Regions from separate parts of the Homo sapiens genome. Here region 1 is linked to region 2. Evidence: read pairs that join two places in POLR2A ChIA-PET (ENCODE). Cell type or tissue: OCI-LY7. All regions are shown on one strand. Links, peaks and the distances in the headings refer to the core of each region. The heading gives the core; the rest is flanking DNA.

Region 1 (12,335 bases), core at 2,200-10,199, 820 kb before region 2:
TGCCTATGAGCGTCTCGGAGGTAAGTGTCATATCCTGTGCCCTCAACATGGTAGGAGGATTTTGCGTCATCCGGTACCAGACAGAGAAAACTTAAATGAAAACGGCCACAATTATGCAAGATGTCCATTTGCATGAAAAAAAAAAGGAAAAAGTAGAAGTGAAAAAGACCATAATCAATACTCTCATAATTCAATAATAACTTTATAAGTACTAAAGCATCTAGTGATATCGTAAGTTCAGCTAAGTATTAATACAAATGGAAACCCGAGAAATGAAATTATATGTTGTTAATTCCTGATAAGTTTTACAATTCATTGATTAAATATTCTCATTATTTTAAAGGTTTTAAAAATGACTAATTCCACTTAAAATAGAAGTAAGCCTAAGAAAGACATTTTTTTCCTCTTCAGATTGCTGTATAATGACAGACTGCCATGATATTTGTTAATCTCAGGAAACTGGTTTTAAGTAATTGAACTTGAGATTTTTATGTACCCTAATTTTGCATCTTGAGCCACATGCAATTTTTCTCTAAAATCACCTGCCAGAACCAGGTATATCAGTGACAACACTGCAAGGGAAGCAAAAGAGAGAAAAAAAATTGCCACAGAAAAGGGCACTTTTAAAAAAACATAAAACCACGAACTAACAAAAAGGAATAGCCCAACACTTAGCACACATGTTTAATAAGTACATCTTATCAAACCAGCAATTCTCAATGTTGTTACAATTGGGAATTACTTAAAATTAAACCATTTATATTTTTTAAAAATGGGATGACTCAGCATGGTGGCTCATGCCTGTAATCCCAGCACTCTGGGAGGTCAAGTCGTAGTAGCCATGCGACTGTAATCCCAGCTACTCAGGAGCCTGAGGCAGGAGAATCGCTTGAACCCGGGAGACGGAAGTTGCAGTGAGCAGGGATCATGCCACTGCACTCCAGCCTGGGCGACACAGTGAGACTCTGTCTCAAAAAAAAAAAAAAGGTGGGGGAGGGAACTTTGAGGGTTCATTTAACCACAGTTAATATTAAGTAGAGCTTTTCTCTTAGTATCAAGTGTTGCCCGCAGCCTGGCACTTGTTACATAAGCAAGACCAAAAAACTGACATAATCTTTAAAGAAGATCAAGTTCATAAGAGATTTCTGTAACCACCTAAGAGCAGAGCTCTTACATGTTATACACTTTGGGAGGCCGAGGCGGGCCGATCACTTGAGGTCAGGAGTTTGAGACCAGCCTAACCAACATGGTGAGACCCTGTCTCTACTGAAAATACAAAAATTAGCTGGGTGACGTGGCAGGAGCCTGTAATCCCAGCTACTTGGGAGGCTGGGGCAGGAGAATCGCTTAAACCCAGGAGGCGGAGGTTGCAGTGAGCAGAGATCGTGCCACTGCACTCCAGCGTGGGCAACAGAGCAAGACTCCATCTCAAAAAATAATAATACTAATAAACAAAAACAAAAAACAAGAGAGATGGAAGTCAAATTTTATATAGCAACTCACCTATTTACAATTTTATGAACTTCAGTTTTTCCATCATTTTTGGGGTGGTCTGGAGTAGCAGGAGGTGAAGAACTAAGCCACTCTTGGTTTGGCAAAGTGTTTTCTGGTGAAATGTCAGTAAATAATGGATCTTCTTCCAGATCTCTAAGTTAAATTTAATGACACATAAAAAGCACTATTTTATTATGACATTTTCTAAACCAAAAGATTCTCTGCTATGTTCTTAGAAAATGTTACATAATTTTGCTAATATAAAGGATTAAGGAATTATGTATATTTTCTAGGCAAATTAACATTCTATACTATTTTGTTATTGGGTCTAATGAATACACAATATTATTTGTAATGTAAAAGGATGGTAGTATCAATGCATCTAATTTTACTTTTAAGAACTTTTAAACTGTAAGAGGTATTTCTTTTGAGGATAAGGGAGGTAGATAAGAGGAGAGAGAAAGTTCTATCTCTACATGAAATGCTGAACTCACGGAGTTGGATGGAAACTTACACTGCTCCTGCTATCAATCCATTTTCTACCACATCTTTATCTTCTGGGCACAAAGGTTTATATTCTGTATAATTTCTTTCTTCAAGATTTCTCAAGACCAAGTTGTAAAGAATGTGCTCATTGGGTTTTTGTAAAAGATGTTCAAACATTCGTAATGTCATTATGCTTATCTGAAACCAAAATTGATAAAAGCTAACTGAAAAATGTCTTTACATAAGTTACTCTTCTTACCATCTTGTGAGTCATGCTTTCAATTTCTAAAGCCAATAAAAGAGGTTGTATTGAAAATATCTGAAGTATAATACATTAAAACCGTATTTCAAAGAATCTAAGTCCAATTCTAAATCATTACGTAGCTTACCTCATCAGATATGTGATCACAATGTTCAATTAACCTATGCCTTAAAGGATGTCTGCTGATTTCTGCCAGAGTTTCTGGTTCCCTCTGTTCTCCAAGGATAAAAAACACCATTTCTTGAAGCAAAACATCAGAGGTCACTTGCCGAACGATGCGATGAAGCAGAGCAGTGGATGTGAGAATACCCATCTCAGAACTGAGCACAATGAACAGGTAGTCAGTGGGCAAAAATAACATGACACAGTGATGCGGTTTTTTTCAAAAGAAAACAGGCTACTCACGTTTGCATTAATTGAGGTTCCATAACACCAATGAAAAATCTTTCATGAACAGCTTTGGCAAGAGCAACAGCAGCAGTCTAGAATATAGTAGGAACATCATTTTTTTTTTTAATATAAAAGAAAGACTAATTTGTAACATCAATAAATCAGTTTGGACTCCCAACTGAATTAATGTGGAAAGACAAAACTTGCCTAATGACCCTCTTATTGGTGGCATATAAATCTAGATTAGATGTTGGCTACTGGGTCATTTACACTTTTTTCTAAATTTCCAAGAATAAGAGGAATAGGATGAAAAATTATTCCAATGTCCATATAGTATTAACATCTCACCAAAGAGCAGGACTGAAGGGAAATCAGTGTTACTTTGTAAAGTACTGTACCATAATATTTAAGGAAATATAAAAGGGCAGAACTTGAACTTTGATTTATTCTGGAATTGTAATACACACATACAAACACATATACACTTTTTTGTTTACTTATTTTACTAACCATGGTATTCTAAGACAATTAAAATGTATTTGGGATATAAATTAGGGATTCCAATTTCACTTAATAGATATTTATATCTTAAAATGATCAAAAAACAATAAAAAATTACAAACCTTTTGGGCTTCCTTAATGAGCTGATCACAATAATCAAACCAGGAAAGAAATGAAATTAAGGCTCGTTTTCCTGGAAATGCTGAAGCATCTTCTTTATGACTATATGAGTCCAAGCTGTAAGACAAGGAAGAATTGCTAAGTCCAAAGTTATCCAAAAGCATGGACCCTATTCAGAATGTATGGAAAAATGAAGGCACATGAACACACTCAGATAGTATGGTACATTCACACAGGAAATGCTGGAGGACAGTGAGAAGAGGATTCTGTAAAAGAAACCAAAGATAAGAGAAAATCTTTTAAATAAGAGCTGTAAATAATTTTCACGTATTAAGTAGGAGAAGAGAGGTTAAAGCAGAATGGAACTGCAGGAGGCCAGGTGTGGTGGCTCATGCCTGTAATACCAGCACTTTGGGAGGCCAACGTGCGTGGGTGGGTGGATCACTTGAGGTCAGGAGTTCGAGACCAGCCTGGCCAATATGATGAAACTCTCTCTCTCTCTCTACTAAAAATACAAAAAAAAAAAAAAAAATTAGCTGGGCATGGTGGCTCATGCCTGTAATCCCAGCTACTTGGGAAGCTGAGGCACGGGAATCACTTGAACCTGGGAGACGGAGGTTGCGGTAAGCCAAGATTGCTTCACTGCACTCCAGCCTGGGCGACGGAGCAAGACTCCGTCTCAAAGAAAAAACAAACAAACAAAAAAACAGTGGAGCTGCAGGAGAAAAAACACTGGGATAGCTCCTCATACTCCTGCCCTAAATGTTACCAAGTAACATCAACGAAAAGATGGAGGTTCTCAGCTGCTGGGATGGAAGAAAAGAACGGTAAATGGGGATCTACAAACAGAAATAGCGAGTGGACTACTTCTCTTCCTGCCCTAAAATGCAATACAGTCATAATGTTAACAAGTGGGTCTGCCCTATAGATGTTGACAGAAAATAGAGTGGAAAAAAGAAAGACACGTTAAAAATACAGAGAAATACAATAAAAGGTGATTATGTCAAAACCTTAGGCTGCTTACAGGTGGTGGGACTATGGGCAACTTGTTTATGCTGCTTTATACTTTTTAATAATTTATAAACGTTCTGCAATAATCATATTTCCCTATGATAATCAAGTTGGGGAGTCTAAAAGGTAGGAAGAAGAGGTGAAAGAATGAGGTAGAAGAGATTCTGTACAAACAGGCCAGGAGACAGATTAGACTGCTCTAGAGGCTGTGGAAATTATTTTAAAAGGAGATTCCTTCTTTGAGGGTTTTTTGTTTTTAATAATCAGTTAAAATTATTGATTTTAATGTAAGCCCTTAAAAATTGATCAGTAAAATGGACAAAATAAAAATATCTTAACTATGTAACAGCTGGATTGTTCCCACACCAATTCATTACCACTGATTAATACAAGCTTCAAGAAAATATTCCCATTTAATGATCACTAGTGGTGTTCAATTTTTCAAAGACTTCTACCATTGCAAAATAGAAATGGATTTTAAAATGTAGGTGTTAAGAAGTCACCTTTATGGGAAAATACAAGTAACGGTGCTTACCCCCAGTTAATTGCTTCCACGGTTTCAATATCTAACGGATCCACTGACTGAGGTAGGGCCTTGTACAGGGAGGCAAGTCTGTCTGTCAGTAGTTCACACAAGCAAGTGCTCTGTGTAAGGCACTTTGCAGCCGCAGGCTCTGGCAAACTTACTAACAGCATCAAGCCTTCACATGCCTTCACAGCTATTCTGCCATCCTAAAGGAAAAAAAAATCCCCCTTCAATTCTTGAATTGTATATACATCAGGTTGTTTGAAAACATTCAACATAAAAGGATTTAATGTTTCACACTAAAAGAAAAATAGATTTTTGTCTATTTTAAATGCATATTATTGGCCAACTGTGGAGCTTCACACCTGTAATCCCAGCATTTTGGGAGGCCAAGGCGGGTGGATCAGCTGAGGTCAGGAGTTTGAGACCAGCCTGGTCAACATGGTGAAACCCCATCTCTACTAAAAATACAAAAATTAGCTGGCGTGGTGGCGTGCACCTGTAATCCCAGCTACTAGGGAGGCTGAGGCAGGAGAATCGCTTGAACCCAGAGGCGGAGGTTGCAGTGAGCCAAGATCGCACCACTGTACTCCAGCCTGGACAACACAGCAAGACTCCATCTCAAAAAAAAAAATAAATTAAAAATTAAAATTAAAAAAATAAATAAATACACATTATTGAAATAATGTTAGGGGGGAAAAAGTAAGGACCATAACTCACAGGACTTCTAGTAAGATTTAACAAAGAATTCACTAAATTGTAATCCTGATTTGGACAAACAACCGAGGCCTCTGGCAGTGAGGTGACACTGAGGTTATCCAAGCTTGTGGACAGGTGATCCATCTGATGAGGAGGCTCATCTTCCAATTCTGTTTGCTCCATTCCAGTAGCACCAGATAGTTCCTCTGGTTGACGGGACTGTCCTGTATCTGTTGACAAGGAATCCTGACCTTTTAATGTATCTTCTGAAATTACATTTGGTACTCCTTTGGAAGCCAATGATTTCATCTTATTCTGAAAAGGAATATATGTTTTATAAAATTCACATCAATAACTTTTTAAGCCAAAAATAATATTTTAATGGATTTTTCTATAACATTCCACATGCCTAGCCAAAGTAGCAATAGATGTTATGTCACATGAAAATATTCTGACTTTTAACAAACTGTGTTTTAGAATGATTTTACCATTGCATAGGAGTTTATCACACTCCTCATACTAACTACAAAATGTTTTACACTGACCATAAGCAATGAACAGTATTACTGATAATTTGACTACTGCTTAAAACAACTAATGTTAGTGAGGAAAAAAGTTTCAGGAGGTTTCAATTGCAGTTAACTTTTTTCTCATCACTGGACTACTGTAACTACATAGTCTCAATGTTAATTCTTATAAGATCATAGGGTGGGGGGGGTGGTTTGCAGGGAAGGAAGTACAAACTTACAAATAAAAATATTTTAAAGTTCAAAAGTTACCAGCATTAGACTGAAGGTTTCCACAAAAGCCCCCAAATTCTCTCAAATATATAAGCATCTTTTCTAAGTTTTTCCTTAAACCTCTACTCTATAAGAACGCAAGAAGCTGGGCACAGTGACCCATGCCTGTAATACCAGCACTTTGGGAGGCCGGGGCAGGAGGATCACTTGAGCCCAGGAATTCGAGACTAGATGGGGCAACATAGTGAGATCATGTCTCTACTAAAAAAATAAAATAAAATAAGCTGGGTGTGGTGGCTTGCACCTATGGTCCTAGGCCTTGGGAGGCTGAGTGAGGCAGGAATATTGCTTGAGCCTGGGAGGTTGAAGCTGTGGTGAGCTGTGATCATGCCACTGCACTCCAGCCTGGGCACAGAGCAAGACCCTGTCTCAAAAAAATTTAAAAAAAGAGAACCCAAGAAACTACTCAGGGGACATTTTTACCAGTGTCTTTAGGATAGAAATAAGATTTGCTTGAAATGCTGGTGCTCCCTCCCCCAATCCACATACCAAAACACAAAAAGACTCTTAACTGAAGCAAATTAGCAAATTGTTAGCTTCAAGGCAAAAGTATCTTGCTTTCCATTTGAACATAAGAGCAGAAATCAGATTACACAAGTAGGTTAAAATTCACCATAAACTAACTTCTCCCAGGGCCTATCATCATAGAAACATATTAAAGGCTGAATGAATTCAGGGTTCTACTTCCAAAGTTATATTATACTAATTATAAATCACTTTTATTGCTGTTAAAAGTATAGGTTAGACCAATCTTCTTGAGAAATTGAGTTCACAGAACATATTTATTAAAAGCAAACAACTCTATGGGACTCAATGAATACTCCAAACAATTTGCCAATTTCCAACAAAATCAATGGCATATTGGCCGGGTGCAGTGGCTCACATCCCAGCACTTTGAGAGGCTGAGGCAGGCGGATCACTTGAGGTCAGGAGTTCGAGACCAGCCTGGCCAACATGGTAAACCCTGTCTCTACTAAAAATACAAAAATTAGCTGGGCGTGGTGGCATGTGCCTGCAATCCCAGCTACCAGGGAGGCTGAGGCAGAATAATCACTTGAATCTGGGAGGCAGAGGTTGCAGTGAGCCGAGATCATGCCACTGCACTCCAGCCTGGGCAACAGAGCAAGACTCCACCTCAAAAAAAAAAAAAAAAAACCAATGGCATATCATACTCTTTATGAAAGTAAAACATTTCATTCAATTTAAAATACTAGTAATATTGTTGGGAGAGGCGTCTCAAATAAGAACAGCAAGAGGAAGGATGTTAGTATAGCACTCTGTCCTTCAATCAATGTTTCTCAAAGTAAGACTCAAGATTGTTGGTATCCTGGTCTTCTGTGGGGCTTGATAAAAATGCAGATTCCTGGGTCCCATCCGGACCTGTTGAATATCTGGAGGTGGAGCCAAGGAATGTGCATTTTAGAAAAATTTCCTAGGTGATGAGGAACTGTGGCTTTAACACTTTGGTTCCTACTAAAACTGTTCCCCTTCTGTTTTAGGGATCTCATCAGTACCCACAACATAGTCACACACATAGCTTCTAAATCTCTTAAACTTAAACTTCCCTCCCAAATCAAAGATTTGCAATACCGAATACCTGCTAATTATCTCCATCAGGAAATCATGATGACTCAAAGCATCCGGAACCAAAATTATCATCTTCCCCTCAAAATCAGCTCCCTTGGGGCCCCTGTTTTTCTACTAGCAGCAGCCTTATTGGTTCAGGAATTCCAGCATTCAAATCATCCTTTCCCAGCTTCTGCATCTGAGCAGTTACAAGGCCATATAGAGCCTACCTCTAGTCTGAAGTTACGCATTTCATTCCAACCCACTGCTTCCAACTTGGTCGTAGTCCTTGTTACTTCTTGCCTGGGTTACTCCATCAGTTTCCAAATTAGTTTCCCTGATTTTATCTCTCCTCTCAAAGAATCTGCCATATAAAAGGCTGCTGCCAATTTAACTTAAGGCACAGATACCATCACATAATAACATCCCTGCTCAAAAATAGTTAATGGCTCCCCAGTATCTACAAGTAAGAATAAACTCTTCACCTTGTCATTCAAAGCCTTTGACAATACTTAGTCTATCTGTTCAGGTGCTTCTTGCCACACATCTTAATTATACTGTTTCCTGAACACACCACAAACTTTTACATCTTCATTCCTTATGTTCACCCACTCTAAACATGTCAAGGCTCATTTGTCTGTATTTATTTATTTTTTATAGAGATGAGGTCTTGCTATGTTGCTCAGGCTGATCTCGAACTCCTGGGCTCAAGCAATCTGCTTGCCTCAGCCTCCCAAAGTGCTAGGATTACAGGTGTGAATCACCGCGCCCAGCCTCATTTCAAAGATGACCTCTTCCAGGAAGACTTTCTTGATGACCTAGAGCTGATGAATCTCTCCATCCTGTAAGTACTTAAGGAATTTACTTTGTATCTTTCCTTTGATTCTCACCTTACTCTACTTTAGATTACAGTATCTGAACATTCATTTACTGTCTTCACCAGACTGTAAACTCCTTTAGGACAAAGACTGTTTCTTTTCTTTTTTTTTTTTTTTTTTTTGAGACAGAGTCTCGCTCTGTCGCCCAGGCTGAAGTGCAGTGGCGTGATCTTGGCTTACTGCTACCTCTGCCTCCTGGGTTCAAGCAATTCTCCTGCCTCAGCCTCCTGAGTAGCTGGGACTATAGGCATGGGCCACCAAGCCCGACTGATTTTTTGTATTTTTAGTAGAGAAGGGGTTTCACTGTGTTAGCCAGGATGATCTTGATTGATCTCCTGACCTTATGATCTGCCCGCCTCAGCCTACCAAAGTGCTGGGATTACAGGCATGAGCCACCGCGCCCGGCCGGCAAAGACTGTTTCTAACTCATCTACCATATATATTTAACCAATAGTAGATGCAAATATTGGCTGACAGTAATGAATAGAGAAAGATGACATTTCAGGGAATACATGCTTGAGAACTGCAAAGCACTTTTGTTCTTATCTATACTTATAAGTAATAAAACTGCATTTCTGGCTGGCCATGGTGGCTAATGCCTATAATCCTGGCACTTTGGGAGGCTGAGGTGGGTGGATCACCTGAGGTTGGGAGTTTGAGACCAGCCTGGCCAACATGGTGAAACCCCATCTCTACTAAAAATACAAAAATTAGCCGGGCGTGGTGGTGCGCACCTGTAATCCCAGCTACTTGGGAGGCTGAAGCATGAGAATCGTTTGAACTGGGAGGCAGAGGCTGCAGTGAGCCGAGATTGCACCACTGCACTACGGCCTGGGTGACACAGTCAGACTATCTCAAAAAAAAAGGAAAAACAAAAACAAAACGCTGCGTCTCCCTAAAGATTCATTCATTTAGTGTTAACTGAGCAGTTCCTATGCATTATGCTAGATTCTAGAGAAGCTGTGGGGACCCAAGATTAATGAGACAGAATCCTTGTCCTCAAGGAACATACTGACTAGCAGGAGAAAATAAAATGCACTTAAATAACCAGTGCTGGGGGACTGTAGTAACTGACATTAAACACATATGAATAGTCCTATTCGTTAAAAAAATGCAGACACCTACCACCTCAGGCTTTGGAGAAATATGTCATAAAAACACTGCACAAAGCAGATGTGTCACTAATTCTGAGGGGTGTTCTCTGTAGTGAGGTTTAAATGTAAATGTTTTTCCGAAGACAGGTACATACAGTGTACCTCACCATGAACATACATAAGCCTACATATTTCGTCTGCTTCTGATCTATGCTATGCACTTAGAAAACAAGTTTCAGAAATTTTTGAGAAAGAAATTCTCCAGGCTTAAGTTTGGGGAAAAAAATACATGCATTCCAAGTACACTAAGGTTATCTAAGAAAGCTTTAGCAAAAATGAACCTTGAGAAGAAAAATCTCAGCAAAACTGAGATATTTCTCATAAGTACACAAACAACTAAAAAAAAAATTCTAATATCATTATAAATCTTTAGAAATCCAAAATCATAAGACTGTTCCAGCCCTTTTGAAGCAAATTTGCAAAAGATGATACAAAATATAACGCACATCACGAACAACACACGATGCGCATGATGAGTGTTAAGGGCATGCGTAGTCCTTACCACCACCTAGAAATTTAAATTCATGAAATTTTACAGCTTAACTGCTTACCTAATTCGAGTTAAGAGTCCAGAATAGAATCCTAATTTACTTAGTAATGTAAAATAGAAAACAAACCCATCTATTGGAGTGGTTAACATTTAAAAATAACAAAACAAACAAAGACCTAACAACATCCAGTGCTGACGACAACACGGAGCAACAGGAGCTCACGTACACTGTTGATGGGATGCAAAATGACAAAGCCACTTGGGAAACAGTTTGGCGGTTTCTTATGAAAATAAATACACACTTACCATATGATCTGGTGATCCTACCCTAGGTATTTATCCAAGTGACATGAAAACCTAAATCCACGCAAAAATCTGTGTGTGATGTTCTTAGTGGTTTCATTAACAATTGTAAAAAACTAGAAACAACCCAGAAGTCCCTCACTGGTGTATGGATAAACAACTGTGGTACATCCATACAATGGTATAGTACTCAACAACATAAAGGAACAAAATCATGGATGAATCTCAAATGCAATAAGCTAATTTTAAAAGCCAGAATCAAAAGGCTAATTACATTGCTATGACTTTTTGGGAAAGAGAAAACTATTGGGATGGAAAATAGATCAGTGACTGCTAGGGCGTAGGGGTGGAGAAGGGATGACTACAGAGGATCATGGGGTAGTGTGACAGAGCTGTTGCACATCTTGATTGTGGTGGTAACACAACTGTGTTCATCAAGCTCACAGAATGCAGACTGAAACGAGTGAATTCTATTGTATGTAACTTATATCTTAATCCAAAAAAAGAAAAAGAAAAATTTATTTATGTATTTTGTATTATTTGAGACGGAGTCTCACACTGTTGCCCAGGCTGGAGTGCAGTGTTGCAATCTTGGCTCACTGCAACCTCCACCTCCCGGGTTCAAGGGATTCTCCTGCCTCAGCCTCTCAAATAAGTGGGATTCCAGGCGTGCACTACCACACCCAGCTAAGGTTTGTATTTTTAGCAGAGACGGGGTTTCACGATGTTGGTCAGGCTGATCTCGAACTCCTGACCTCAACTGATCCACCTGCACCAGCCTCCCAAAATGCTGGGATTACAGGTGTGAGCCATCGCGCCTGGCCAGAAAAATATTTTTTAAAAAACAAAAGAAGGCCAGGTGTGGTGGCTCACACCTATAATACCAGAACTTTGGGAGGCCGAGGCAGGAGGATCACTTGAGCTCAGGAGTTCCAGACCAGCCCGGACAACACAGGGAGACACTGTCTCTACAAAAAAACTTAAAAAATTAGCCAGGTGTGGTGGTGCACACCTGTAGTCCCAGCTACTTGGTAGGCTAAGGTAAGAGGATCACTTGAACCAGAGAGGTTAAGGCTGCAGTGACCAATGGTCACGCCCCCATACTCCAGCCTGGGCTACAAAGCAAGACCCTGCCTCAAAAAAGTAAAAATAAAAATAAAAATAAATTACAAACAAGGACAAAAACAACATAATCATTTTTTCTAAAATATTCCAAAATGACTTCACTGCTGAAAAAAAGAAGTGAATGAAGGCAAAAAGTACAAAAATATATTTTTTACTTTAAATCTAGGAGTAAAATCCAAAATATCACTTGATTTAAATAAACTATGATTTGGTGACTATGGCTATCAAAACAGTACAAAATACTACAGCAATCCCAACTGCTATGAGGATGGAGAGATAACTCGTGCTTTTTTCCATCTTGTCCAAATCTGCACATGCCATCCTTATCCCAGGCCAGATTTCCCATGTTACATACTAGGGCAAGCTTGGCTGAAAATATGATAGCATATCAACTTCTGTGACTTGTCTATCTCTGATTCAACCTTCAAGCTGTCCTCTTTTAAGCCATGACTTTGTATCTGTCCAGTCCCTGTACCACCTCATATATCTGGCTCAACTGCATTCTTTGAAATTCTTTTCTCCCAGGAGAA
Region 2 (12,335 bases), core at 2,988-10,987:
CTCACACTGATGCCTTATCTTGCCACTTAATATTAATATGGCTCAAGACTTCCCTGGGTACCTCTGCTGTAGGAGCTGAATTTGGAATCAGAAGTCCAGGCTTAACACATAGGAAAAATCCAAGAATCACTGTAACATAGTATGTCATTCTCTGTGATGCCAACACCTCCTTACAGATATATCTGCTATCTTCGTGTTATATAAACAGCATAGATTTAGATGTGCTGTATGTGAGTCTCTATTTTAAAAATGCCATATCTAAGTTTTTTTAATGGCTAGGCTAGTTCAGTTGAACAATCTTATGTAAGATGGCACTTAAAAGCTGAAATCTGTGGGTCTGAGTATTATTTAGTCATCTGTTTGTGCAACTGTATTTTTAACTTAATGTATGATGAGCAAATAGTTTTTCTGAACTCCCAAGCTGTGTTTCCATACTTCAGTTTGCTTTATTTTTCTCTCAATTTTCTTTAGAATACATTACAGAGAATTTGCTCTGGAAACTTCATAATGATTTGATGAAGGTAGGTAGCATTCACCAGAAAGCAACAAACCAAATGACCAAAATTAAAAACTTGAATGGACTCATAGGACAATATGTATTCTTTCCTACACCATTTAATGGAGACATAGATCAATGTCACATTCTCTTTTACAACCAATGACTAAGCACCAGACCCTGTGTGAAGGGCGTTGTTCACAACATCTCATGTAATTCTTGTAATAGTCTTGTCAGATATTATTTTTACTTTCTAAAGGAGGAAATTGAGGCTTACAGAAGTTGAGCGATTTATCCAATGTGTCACAACCTAGCAAACGGCGGAGCACGACTCCCAGCCCAGGTCTGTGTGATTCCAAAGTCAGAGCTTGTCATCAAAAAGAAGACCTCATTTTATTTTCTCCTTATTTGAAACAGCTTACTTATTTGAAACTAAGATCCAAATTCAACTGATATTAAAAATCTTCAGTGAATCCTGTCCCACGGCACCACATGAATTTTTGTCTATGCCTATCTTTTGCAAAAACTTCATTTATAAGGATGTTGTCCATGAACACTTACAGGCTGGCTCTTCAAGAGTTACCAGATTCTGTCTCTTTGGCATCTCCTCATTTCTACTGTTGCCATGTCAAGGAGTCTGCTTCTCAGCTTCCTGCAAAATCACCAATTATGTCCTTTTAGTACCTTCAAGATTTTTTGTTCCAAATTTTTGTGACCAAGAGGTTTTGTTTGTTTGTTTGTTTTTTTTTTTTTTTTTTTTTTTTTTTTTTTTTTTTGAGACGGGGTCTCCCTCTGGTGCTCAGGCTGGAGTGCAGTGGTGCGACCTTGGCTCATTGCAGCCTCAACCACAATTATCCCATCTTAGCCTCCTGAGTAGCTGGAACTACAGTCACACAGCACCATGCTTAACTAATTTTTGTATTATTATTATTATTATTTTGTAGAGACAGGGTGTTGCTATGTCACGCAGGCTGGTCTCAAACTCCTGGCCTCAAGTGATCCTCCAGCCTCAGCCTCCTGAGTTGCTAGGGTTACAGGAGTGACCCACTGTGCCCAGCTCAGAAAATGATCGTTCACTGGACGACACACCTCCAGGAACAGCATAGCTGGGAGCTGTGCTCATTCCCCTTGGGCTCTTTCTCACCCCTCTGCTGCCCAGGAAGCAAACCCAGCTTCTCACCTTCACAGGTTTTAAAGCGTGAGTCAGGTACGAAACTCTCTGTCCCCTCAACATCATAAGACACAGGCCAGGCTCGCCAAAGATTCTTTTCAAGCCCCCTGCTTGGTGTGGGGGTGGCTGGGAGGAGCCATGGCACCCCTGCAACTCTACCCTGCAGGAACTCCAGGATTAATACCCAAGCCTCTTTTAAGACTCTAAGGATGAGGCTATAGGGTCCTTGGGCAGGGTTGTTTTTTTTTTTTTGGGTCACCCTCTGCGGTGTCTGCATGGAAGGTCTAGCACCTCTCTTTAGAATGTGTGGGCACCTAACACTCCTTTTCTTAGCTTTGGGGTCTCAGCTCAGACTGCAACGTCAGAAAGTCTTATTTTAACATCCTGTTCCATATAGGTTTGGTAGTTGAGCACACAGTTGTAATTAGAATTGCGGTGGAGGAAGAGGTGGGAGGGGAAGGATGCTGAAGAGTGTGTAGAGAAGAAAGACAGTCAAAGACAGGGGACACCAGCCTTAAAAGGTACAAAGGAGAAGAGCAACCCACACGCCCAAAAGAAAAAAAATTCCAAAATGTGGAGGTGAGATACTGGGAGGTGAGAGAAGACCTAGGAGAGAGTGCTCTTGTGGAAACAAAGAGAAGAGTTTCAAGAAGCAGATGCCAGGGGACAGAGAACCAACTCTCTGATATTTGAAGTGTTCCTAGAAATTAAAAATAAATAGATGAATAGCTCAACAGAAAATGGGCAAAGTCCATGAACAGATAGTTCACAGCCAAAGGAAGATAAATGGCCCTTCAACATTTGAAAAGATGCTCAGCGTCACTCTCAATAAAGGAACTGCAAGAGAAAACAACACTGAGATCCATTTCTCACTTTTGAGATTGGCAAGCATTTTGAGGATACTGTATTGGCAAGATTGTTGGGAGCTGAGCCTGTTCATGCATTGCTGGTCAAGAGTGTGAAATGGTCCCCTCCTGTGTAGGTGAACATGACTGTATCTACCTGAACCACACAAAATTCACTCTGACAAAGATAGTCACTCTACTCTCCTTGAAACTGTTTCTCACTTGAGTTCTGGGGCAGCAACTTTCCTGGTTTTCCTCCTATTTGATGAGTTCCTTCTTTTGAACCTTCTTTATTGGCTGGCCTCTAAACCTTGGAGTGCACAAATCCTCAATCTGGGATCCTTTTCTTCATCCACCTCATCCAATCCCATTGCTTATTTTTTTAATGCAGTAAATTACAAATAACATAAAACTCACCATTTTAAAGTGAATAAGCACATCCATAGAGATAGTAGATTAGTCATTGCAAGGGGCTGGGGGAAGGAAGGAATGAGGAATGAATGCTCAGTGGGTGAGGGGTTTCCTTTGGGGGTGATGAGAATGTTCTGGAAAGTGGTGATGGTTGCATGACCCTGTGGATGTCCTAAACACCACTGATTGTATACTTAATGATGGTTTTAATGGTAAATTTGATGTTATCCATTGATATTTTACCAATAGCAAGTCTGTCTGTGGATTTTCTTATTCTGGATGTTTCGTGTAAATGAAATAATTCATTTAGCGTAATGTTTACAAGGTTCATCCAGATTGTAGCATGTATCAGTAATCAGTACACCATTCCTTTTCATGGTTGAATAGTAGTGCATTACACACACACACACACACACGCACATTTTGTGTATCCATTCATCAGTTGATGGACATTTGCGTTCCTTCCACCATTTGACTATTGTGGGAAGGTTCTTTCTTGGTGTGAGGCCTGGGTCTACCCAGGTGAGGTAGGCCTGGGACTCCATCCTGGAGCCTCCCAGGTAGCACTGAAGCACTCAGACATAGGCTGGGGCTTCCCCTGGTGAGCAGGCTGGCTTTCAAACCAGACAGTCCAGAACAGTTGGGATGGGCCAGTTGCATAAAATCTCCTCGAAAAGTACAAAAAGAGCAGCTCAAATCACCTAAAGGGATCCTGACCTGACTCAGGTGGTGTCTTATCAGTGGCAGGCCATGCTGGGTACCTGAAGGCCAATGAAAGTGCCTTCCACCAATGAGCACTGCTGAGCCACCTACTCCACGTGGATGTCTCTGGGTTGTAAAGTAGTCTTTTATCCACAAAGCAAGTCAGATCCTTTTTCTGGATCTGGATTTTTTAAATCCATGACATCACCATTCTATTGCGTCAAAGGCACACTTTCTGCAGCTATACCTTTGCAATCCTTGGTTTGCCCCCCTCAATTCCCACTTTGTTTGAGGGGCACGGGGTTTTGGAGTGCCCACTCCTCCCATCTGCTAGCTGCATGACCTTGGGCAAGTTACTGCACACCTTAAATCCTCCACCTCTGCATCTGAAGGTTGATCAGACCCCTTGCAACCTCACAGGGTTGTTATGAGCATGAAATGAGCCATGCCCAGAACACTCAGCCATCCATGGCTGCCCACTGCCCTCCTGATTAGATCTGGCATTCAGACCCCCACCTCATGTTTCTCCGTAGCTCCACGGGGTCCGCCACAGGTTCTGTCACCCCTAGCAGGCCAGGTCCTGCATTTTTGCTCAACTTTTCCACTGCTTACGAGAAATCTTCTTTTCCTCAGGCTTTTCTTTTTTCCTGCATATATTTTTTAAAAACAAGAAACATGTATTAATTTTAAAATCGGGGGAAATAAAACCTCATCATTCATGTTGTTTTGAACACCCACCCTCACTTCAAAAGCCATGTCTCCGTAAACTCTTTCTCCGTCACTTCATCACCTGGAGTTGCTCACGCCTTTGAATGATCACTGGATTTTTAAAACCTCTTCCAGAGCTTGCAGCAAGCATTAGGCTTTCAGGTACTCAAAAGCAAATATATTTGGGGATTGACTACAAATGCACAACCAAATTGTTATAGAAATCAGAACTCTAAGTTCTCCAAGGGCAGAGCCTGATTTTTTACTCATTTGAGCATTTCCACTTTGATGTCTGATAACTGTCAGGCTAGACTGCCATACCCTTAGTTTAAATAAATATTTGCTTAATGGAATTGTTATCCAATGGATGTAAGAACAAGCAAGACTTACACGCCTTGTCTCTTATGAATAGAATAAAAATAACCCATGTAATTCATTAGATTAACTGATAAAAGGTTTTGTTCTTTTGCCTAGAGAGAGGCCTATAAAGGGATCATCTAGCAGGTTTTGTTTGCCAGATCCAGAGGTTTAATACTATTTGAGTGGTTGAATAACAGCAGCAATTCTAACGATATATCAGTTCATATCTATCTTTTGACTTTTCACTCATGAAAAATATTTGAAGTGCTTTTACAAGGGGCAGATCCTGCAAGAGGATGTGGTGCCGCCCCGAATTCCCGGCCTGGAAGAACAGTACAGTAATTGTGAAAGAATGTGCATCCCAGCGTGGGCTCTTCTCCATGAAGATTATAACCATTCACACTGCTGTGGGGGATTTCCCTTTACCTGCCTCTTACCTTATTTTATGGGAACAGTTTAATTACAAGGAAATGAACTCCATCTTTCAAATTTTCAGTTCCTCTGGGAGGTTCACACAGGAGAGCTAAGCACTGTTGTTTTACTCTTATTGACAAGAACGGAAGGCTGAATGAGACACAGTACCCACTATTTACTTGATCATGTGCTTACGTTTTCTGTTTTTCTAGATGTGAGTCAACAATTCTTGTTGCATGCTTACTGACTGTGATCACCATAGAACTGCCTTCTCTAAGCACCTTTCTGTTGTGCTGAAGTCTGTACAAATTAGGTTAGTCCCTGTCCAAAAGGAACTTGTCATTTAAAGCAGTATGAGGGCCAGTGTTTCTCAACTGGGGGCATTTTTGTCTCCCTGGCAGACATTTGGCCATGTCTGGGGACATTTTTAGGTGTTGAAACTGGAGAGGGGGCTGCTACTGGCATCTAGTTAGTAGAGGCCAGGGATACTGCCCCACATCCTATGATGCATAGGATGCCCCACAAAGAATTATCTGGCCCCAAATGTCAATAGTGCTGAGGTTGAGAAACCCTGATATAGACATATGGACTTAAATACACAAATATTTTTTAAAAATAAGTGATGGATTAAAAAATGTTTATGTGCGGCTGGGCATGGTGGCTCAGGCCTGTAATACCAGCACTTTGGGAGGCAGAGGCGGGTGGATCACGAGGTCGGGAGTTTGAGACCAGCCTGGCCAACGTGGTGAAACCCCGTCTGTACTAAAAAATACAGAAAGAAATTTAGCTCGGCGTGGTTGCATGTACCTGTAATCCCAGCTAGTCAGGAGGCTGCGGCAGGAGAATTGCTTGAACCTGGGAGGCAGAGGTTGTAGCGAGCTGAGATCACGCCACTGCACTGCAGCCTGGGTGACAGAGCAAGACTCCGTCTCGGAAAAAAAAAAAAAAAAGGAATGTACGTGTGCTTCACAGAATGTCTTAGTCAAGAAATCAGAGGAACAGAGGACAGTTGGATGGCCCCAGGTGGCAGAGTTGATCATCTTTTTTCCAGTATTTGAGCAGATTTTGTGAGAGGGATAAAGACAGTAAAGGAGATCACTTGGGATCCAAAAGATCTTCAGGAGAACCTCTGGTAAATCAACATCATTCTGATTTTTAACATCAGAGTCTACATTGGATAAAAATGCCAATCATTCAGGAAAAGATCACTACGAGCAAGGATTTTAAATTGGAAGACGTGGACTTTATTCTGTGATTACGAAATTGCTCAAAAAGGCCAGAAACAACTTAAAGTTCAGAATCATATTAATTCGAAGACCAAAAAAGAGGAAGCATTCAGCCAGCTCAAAGAAATTATTGCATCATTTCCTTGTGTGCGGTTTAGGTTAAAAATAACCTCTAATCCTTGTCAAGAGTAAACTGTCTTGTCAAAGAGAATTAGGAAATTACCTCAGGGCGGGGGTTACAGGGTGGGGTAGAGAAGGAGCAGTTCATCAGGAAGAAATTACTTGCTGCATTTTGAGATGAACATTTCTGAATGACTGAAGAAAATGTGGGGCTAAGGGAATAGGGACTCCGATGGGAGACAGGAGGAACGTGCATGGGGCATGTGTGTGTGTTGTGGGGGTAGGTGAAGAGGGAGGCACTGGAGTGTCCCTGCCATGGAGGTGGCTGCCCTGGGTGGCTTGAACTGCTGGGCCATGGGGTGTTCTTCTCTTCTCCGTCTTGGGCAGCCTGCTTTGGCCTTGGGTGCTCACAGAGATAGAGTGTAAACCACAAGCTCTGTGCCTATTGGGCCATGAAGCGAAATTCGATAAAGGCTGACCTTCGGCTGAGCCCCAAAGCCATCTCAGCACCTCGACATCACCACAACATCACCACAACACCCCGGAGACAAGAACAGACATGTTCTTTAGAGGGTCATGGCTGCACTAGCTGTAAAGAAGTGGAGAGGGAGAATATATGCCAAAAAAAGGCAGCTTCTTGACCTTCAGATTCCTGCTGCCAGCTTCCTGTTTGCCACTGGGTTGCAAACTCCATAAAGCAAAAACCAAGCACAGGGGCTGTACGAGTGCCCTGTGTTCTCATTGTAGATGCTCCAATATTGGCAAATGTGACTTTCAAGTGTGGTGATGTCCTATCCCTCCAGCCTTGTGCAGTATTGTTTCGTGGTTTCCTTGTAATTTGGGACAAAGCATGTTGCTCTGGAAGCAATCAACAAGACTCATGCCAGAGTTCGTGTGAATATGCATGTTGTGGAAATCGGCACTGAAAAATTAAGGATTTTTTTTTTTTGAGGAGCTACATTGTACTGAAGTTGAAGAAAATATACACATTTGGTCTTTCTTTCTTTCTTTCTTTCTTTCTTTCTTTCTTTCTTTCTTTCTCTTTCTTTCTTCCTTCCTTCCTTTTTCTCTCTTTCTTTTTTTTTTTTTTTTTTGTGAAATGGAGTCTCGCACTGTCACCCAGGCTGGAGTGCAGTGGCGTGCGATCTCTGCTCACTGCAAGCTCTGCCTCCCAGGTTCACACCATTCTCCTGCCTCAGCCTCCCAAGTAGCTGGGACTACAGCTACTCTTTCTTTCTTTCTTTCTTTCTTTCTTTCTTTCTTTCTTTCTTTCTTTCTTTCTTTCTCTTTCTTTCTTTCTCTTTCTTTCTTTCTTTCTTTCCTTTCTTTCCTTCCTTCCTTCTTTCTTTCTTTCTTTTCTTTCTCTTTCTTTCTTTCTTCTTTCTTTCTCTCCTTCTTTCCTTCCTTCCTTCTCTTTCTATCTCTCTCTCTCTTTCTTTCTCAAAACCACAATCACTCCGAGCATGGCTTTTAGTTCATGAACAGTACCACAATGTCCTGTGTAATAAGCAAAATAAATAAGCAAGAGAAACATGTTTTTCTGAAAACAATATAACCCATGTGGTGAAATAGAAGGAACAGAGGCTGGATCTGGGTATAAGTCCTAACTTGCCACTTGCTAGTTATATGTCTTCTGATATTTGGTTATTTCATCAGCAGAATGGAAAAGACATTTCTTCCTTCCTAGGACTATAATGTGGAATGAATGAGCCAATGTATGTAGGATTCTTGCAAGGTGCCTGGCATTTGATACTTAATAAATAGTATTTATTATCATAAAAATTTGTGTTATAAGTGCTATATCTCTAAGAGACATCTTTCCATCAGTGATTGCATATCACATTATATAATATGCCACAAAACCATACAGCTACCAGTAGTCAGCTCGATAAAAGCCAACATTTATCATCCACATTGTCACCAAAAAATTTATGTGAGGCGCTCACCATGTAGAATTACAACTTGCTCACTTGTTTGCGAGTTCTGTAAGCAGTGGGAAATTAAAAGTATGTGTGTGTACGTCAGTGTAAATCTGTTAGAAAAATGCACCATAAAGAATGACATCATTTGGTTTGAAGGCTAAGAAGATTTGGTCAGCAGACGCATGCGGTAGCTCAAGGGAGATACTGGGACTCTAGCCAATAACTTCTGACCTACAGACAAGAGAAGAAACTCTGGGAACTGAAAGGTCTCTTATCACATTTTAATTCAAAAAATAAAATCTTGCACTCCAGAGCCAGAATCTATAAATGGAATAAGATATCAGGAAGAGTGGTGTTCAGTGACAAATAGTGCATTTGGCAAAGAGCATTCCACATGTGGCATCAGAGAAGCAAGGAACTCTTTCCACAAGTATTTCTCCAAGCTTACCATCGAAACAGATGGACGGCAGGAATTTAATGCTGTGCATTGATAGGACAATCTCAATGCCAGGGAACTTTGACACACAGGAGCTTAAAAATGGGGAGATCTATTGACTGATTGGTCCATCCATCCATCCATCCATCCACCCACCCATCCATTCATTTCTATTCATCCATTCAACCAACATTAATTGAATGCACACTCTTTGCCAGGCCTTGGCTGAGAGGCCAAAGCTACAAAGAAGAAAAGGCTCAATTCTATTTCTCAAGGATCTTACAAAGAACTGGATAGGCAGGCACAGTCAAAAAAAGATGCTCAAAATTTGGTGAGTTACACATGGGCTGGATATACAGCAGACTTTAAGTAAATACTATGTGAAAACAATAACAATAAAACACAGATCTGTGGCAAGAGATGCCATTTCCAGCTCTCTCTTGATGATTTTATTTGAGGGTAAAGGACTTTTAGCAGTTTGGGGGGAAAAAGCTGCACGAAGTAGGTGACTCTTGTCTCTTTTTCCAGCCCACGTTCATCATCTCCGGAGAAAACAACTCCTGTGGCTTGAAGCCTTTAATGGAGCCAGTTCTCCCCCACAGGCTGTCTTCACTTCCAGGGAGGGAGGGTTATTTACTGCATGCTTCATCATTGACGATCTGCATGGAGAGAACACAGGAATCACATTCACTTTGAGCCGCTGAGTGGCCTGGACGGGAGCCATCTGTGTGCACTCTTCCTTTATCTCGTGTGTGTGTCGGGGGTAGCCAGGAGTGCATTTTAGAAAGAAATACTTGGAAAAGTTAATGAAACAGCACAAAATGTAATTCCCAGTTCAATATCGAGTTGCCATTTGTTGTTCATTTTAGTTTGTATTTTGTGCGTTTTGCCAAGGACTCACATAAGCTTTGCTTTTTTTGAATTAGGATTATAAATCACGTGGAAACTCTGGTGACATTTAAAAAAAATTGAACGCAGCACCTGTCTGTTTTAAACATTAGCAATGCTGAAATTGGTTTTCATATAACTGTGAGCTATAATAACTTTCACCTACTTGGAATTGGTTTGTAATTTTGACATGAACTGATGAGAGCCAAAATATTGTTAAGCTTCCCCCTGCCTTCCAGACCCAGTTTGGATTTGAGGGATTCTGGAGATTTGTGATTTGAAAGTAATCATTGTAAAACACATCATCATTAATCAAATTACTGAGACCACAGTGTACAGGGTGTTCCATTCCCAGCTTTCGGGAATCATCCCATCAATTCTAATCTGGCCATTGTCACTAGGGTAGACAAAGAATCAATCAAATCAACAAGTATTTATCCAGAGCTTAGTACGCACTTAGCACAGTTCCAGGGTACTATTTGGAAGGAGGGTAGGAGAGGGTAGAAGATGTGTAAGACACATTCCTTCATTATCTGAACAAGCAAGGAGGAAAATGGCAATTGTTTCTTCAAAATGCTGCCTGCCTTGATCATTAGCTTTGAATAGCTGTATGATTTCAAGTTGCAAGGTTAGAAATGTAACTGCTTTGTACTTTCAAAGTGAAATGAGTTATTTGGTGAGAAAAATCCCTCACATTTATTGTACTGGTCTGGTGTTTTCTTTTGACAATTGCTGCTGATTTTGGCAGCATAGGAAAGACCCTACATCCTGTCTGCTGAGGAGCACAACAGTATAGAAAGGGCTTCAAAGGAATTATTTCCCCCCTGGCATCCCCATTGCTGAGTGAGTGGGCAAATGACCAGCAAGGCCCTGCTTGCCAGTTGGTATTGTGCCTCCTCATAAGGAAGCTGACCAGCAGGCAGATAGACAGACATTGATGTTCTGCCCGCGTTCCTGGAAAAGGGGGAAGCGGCCAGGTTACATAATGGTCTGACTTTTTAGAGAAGTCCAGTTTTCCAAAAAATAAATCCACAACTGTGAAGTAGAAGGGAAACTTTCTCCTGTACTGCCAGAAGGCATTTCAAAGCATCTGTAATTATTTTTAACAGTTTCATTGAGGTATAATCTACATAGCAGAAAATTCATGCACTGTAAGTGCACAGTTAAATAAGTTTCAGAAAATGTGTCCATTTGTACAACCATACAACCATCACTACAATTCAGTTTTAGAAAACTTCCAATACCTCAAAACATTCCCTCCTTTGGAGTATTCATCCGTTCTCATGCTGCTGATAAAGACACACCCGAGACTGGGTAATTTATAAAGAAAAAGAGATTTAATGGACTCACAGTTCCACATGGCTGGGGAGGCCTCACAATCGTGGCGGGAGGCAAAAGACACCTTACATGGCAGCAGGCAAGAAACAGAATGAGAATCAAGCAAAAGGGAAAACCCTTTACAAAACCATTAGATCTCCTGAGACTTATTCACTACCACAAGAACAGTATGGGGGAAACTTCCACCATGATTCAATTATCTCCCACTGGATCCCTCCTACAACACATGGGAATTATGGAAGTTACAATTCAAGATGAGATTTGAGTGGGGACACAGCCAAACCACATCACTTGGCTTGTTTGCAGTCAATCCCCACTCTCACTCGCCGGCCCAAGCAACCATTGATCCGCCTTTTGTTTATAAAGCTCTTATGAATGGGATCATACAATATGCTGTCTTTTGTGTTTGGCTTCTTTCACTTAGGATAATGTTTTCAAAGTTCATCCATGTTGTTTCATGTATCAATACTTCATCGCTTTTTATCACTGAGTAGTTCCATTGCATGGATGGACCACTTTGTTAATCCATTTCTCAGTGGATGGATGTTTAGCTTGTTTCCTTTTTTTACCAACACGTCCACTGTCACTGATAATTTTAAGTAAGACATGACACTAACATTAAAATGGAAAATTATCTACTTCCAATCTTGTTATGCATGTCACTACACTAGTTCTGAAAGACTGTTATATTAGTTTCATGCAATATAAACTACATTGGGAAGTAGGAAATTATCAAGTGGATATTTTGTCCAATCAAAACTTCAGTTATGCAAGATGAACAGGACCTTAGAGCCTTGAAATGAGCAAGCTTTCCCCAAAAGTAAAAGAAATTTTCCCAAAGACAGTCTTACTTTTTTCTACCTTACCATATCTGCTTTCTCACTCTTGAAATACTTCATGTACTTTATCCATTTGTGCATTCATTAATTCATTCATTCCTGTTTATTCCATAAATATTTAGTGGACATTTTCTCTGTGTTAAGGCAGGGTGCTAGGTGCTATAGTACATATAAAAAGAAATCAGACATGATCATAACTGGTTCTGTACAGATACCCAAGTCAGTTTTTTAAGTATTTTTGACTGAGACTCACAGTAAAAAGTACATATTACCTGTACATATGTAACTGAGATAAAAGTTTCATAAAATGATACTTCACATTACTGTGTGTGATTCAATATTATTTTCTATCTCATTTTAAAAAATAGTTGATTGCAACCCACTGAACTGATTTTACCACCCACAAATAGGTTGCATCCTGCAATTTCAAAAAGTTTCACTAAAATAGTAATATTTCGG

What was found. Peaks named below come from ENCODE experiments on the same cell type or tissue, not always from the same donor. Only the 100,000 strongest peaks of a DNase experiment are listed, where the experiment ranks them.
Region 1: POLR2A ChIA-PET joins it to region 2 with 11 read pairs; 2 of 35 experiments call an interaction of 5 or more read pairs at or near these places.

What each region holds. Positions count from the first base shown.
Region 1 is chr10:114,836,402-114,848,736 of GRCh38, reverse strand. FHIP2A (FHF complex subunit HOOK interacting protein 2A) reads right to left here. Exons shown (of 17, transcript NM_020940.4): 6 at 5,511-5,804; 7 at 4,800-4,996; 8 at 3,256-3,370; 9 at 2,648-2,724; 10 at 2,370-2,562; 11 at 2,009-2,178; 12 at 1,504-1,647; 13 at 1-90. Among named protein-coding and RNA genes, the nearest start is that of FHIP2A, 21 kb to the right of the region's middle. In OCI-LY7, for the core only: no CTCF peak of the experiment used is centred there; no DNase peak of the experiment used is centred there.
Region 2 is chr10:114,019,640-114,031,974 of GRCh38, reverse strand. It overlaps LOC105378492 (a long non-coding RNA gene), which reads right to left. Exons shown (of 3, transcript XR_946332.1): 3 at 9,280-9,470. LOC105378493 (a long non-coding RNA gene) reads right to left here and starts at 4,622. Exons shown (of 3, transcript XR_946333.3): 1 at 4,364-4,622; 2 at 4,142-4,272; 3 at 598-1,148. RefSeq lists a silencer at 5,169-5,218 and enhancers at 5,489-5,598, 4,650-5,849, 6,870-7,209. In OCI-LY7, for the core only: no CTCF peak of the experiment used is centred there; DNase peaks (open chromatin) are centred at 6,484 and 7,134; H3K4me3 peaks cover 1,423 bases; H3K27ac peaks cover 2,313 bases.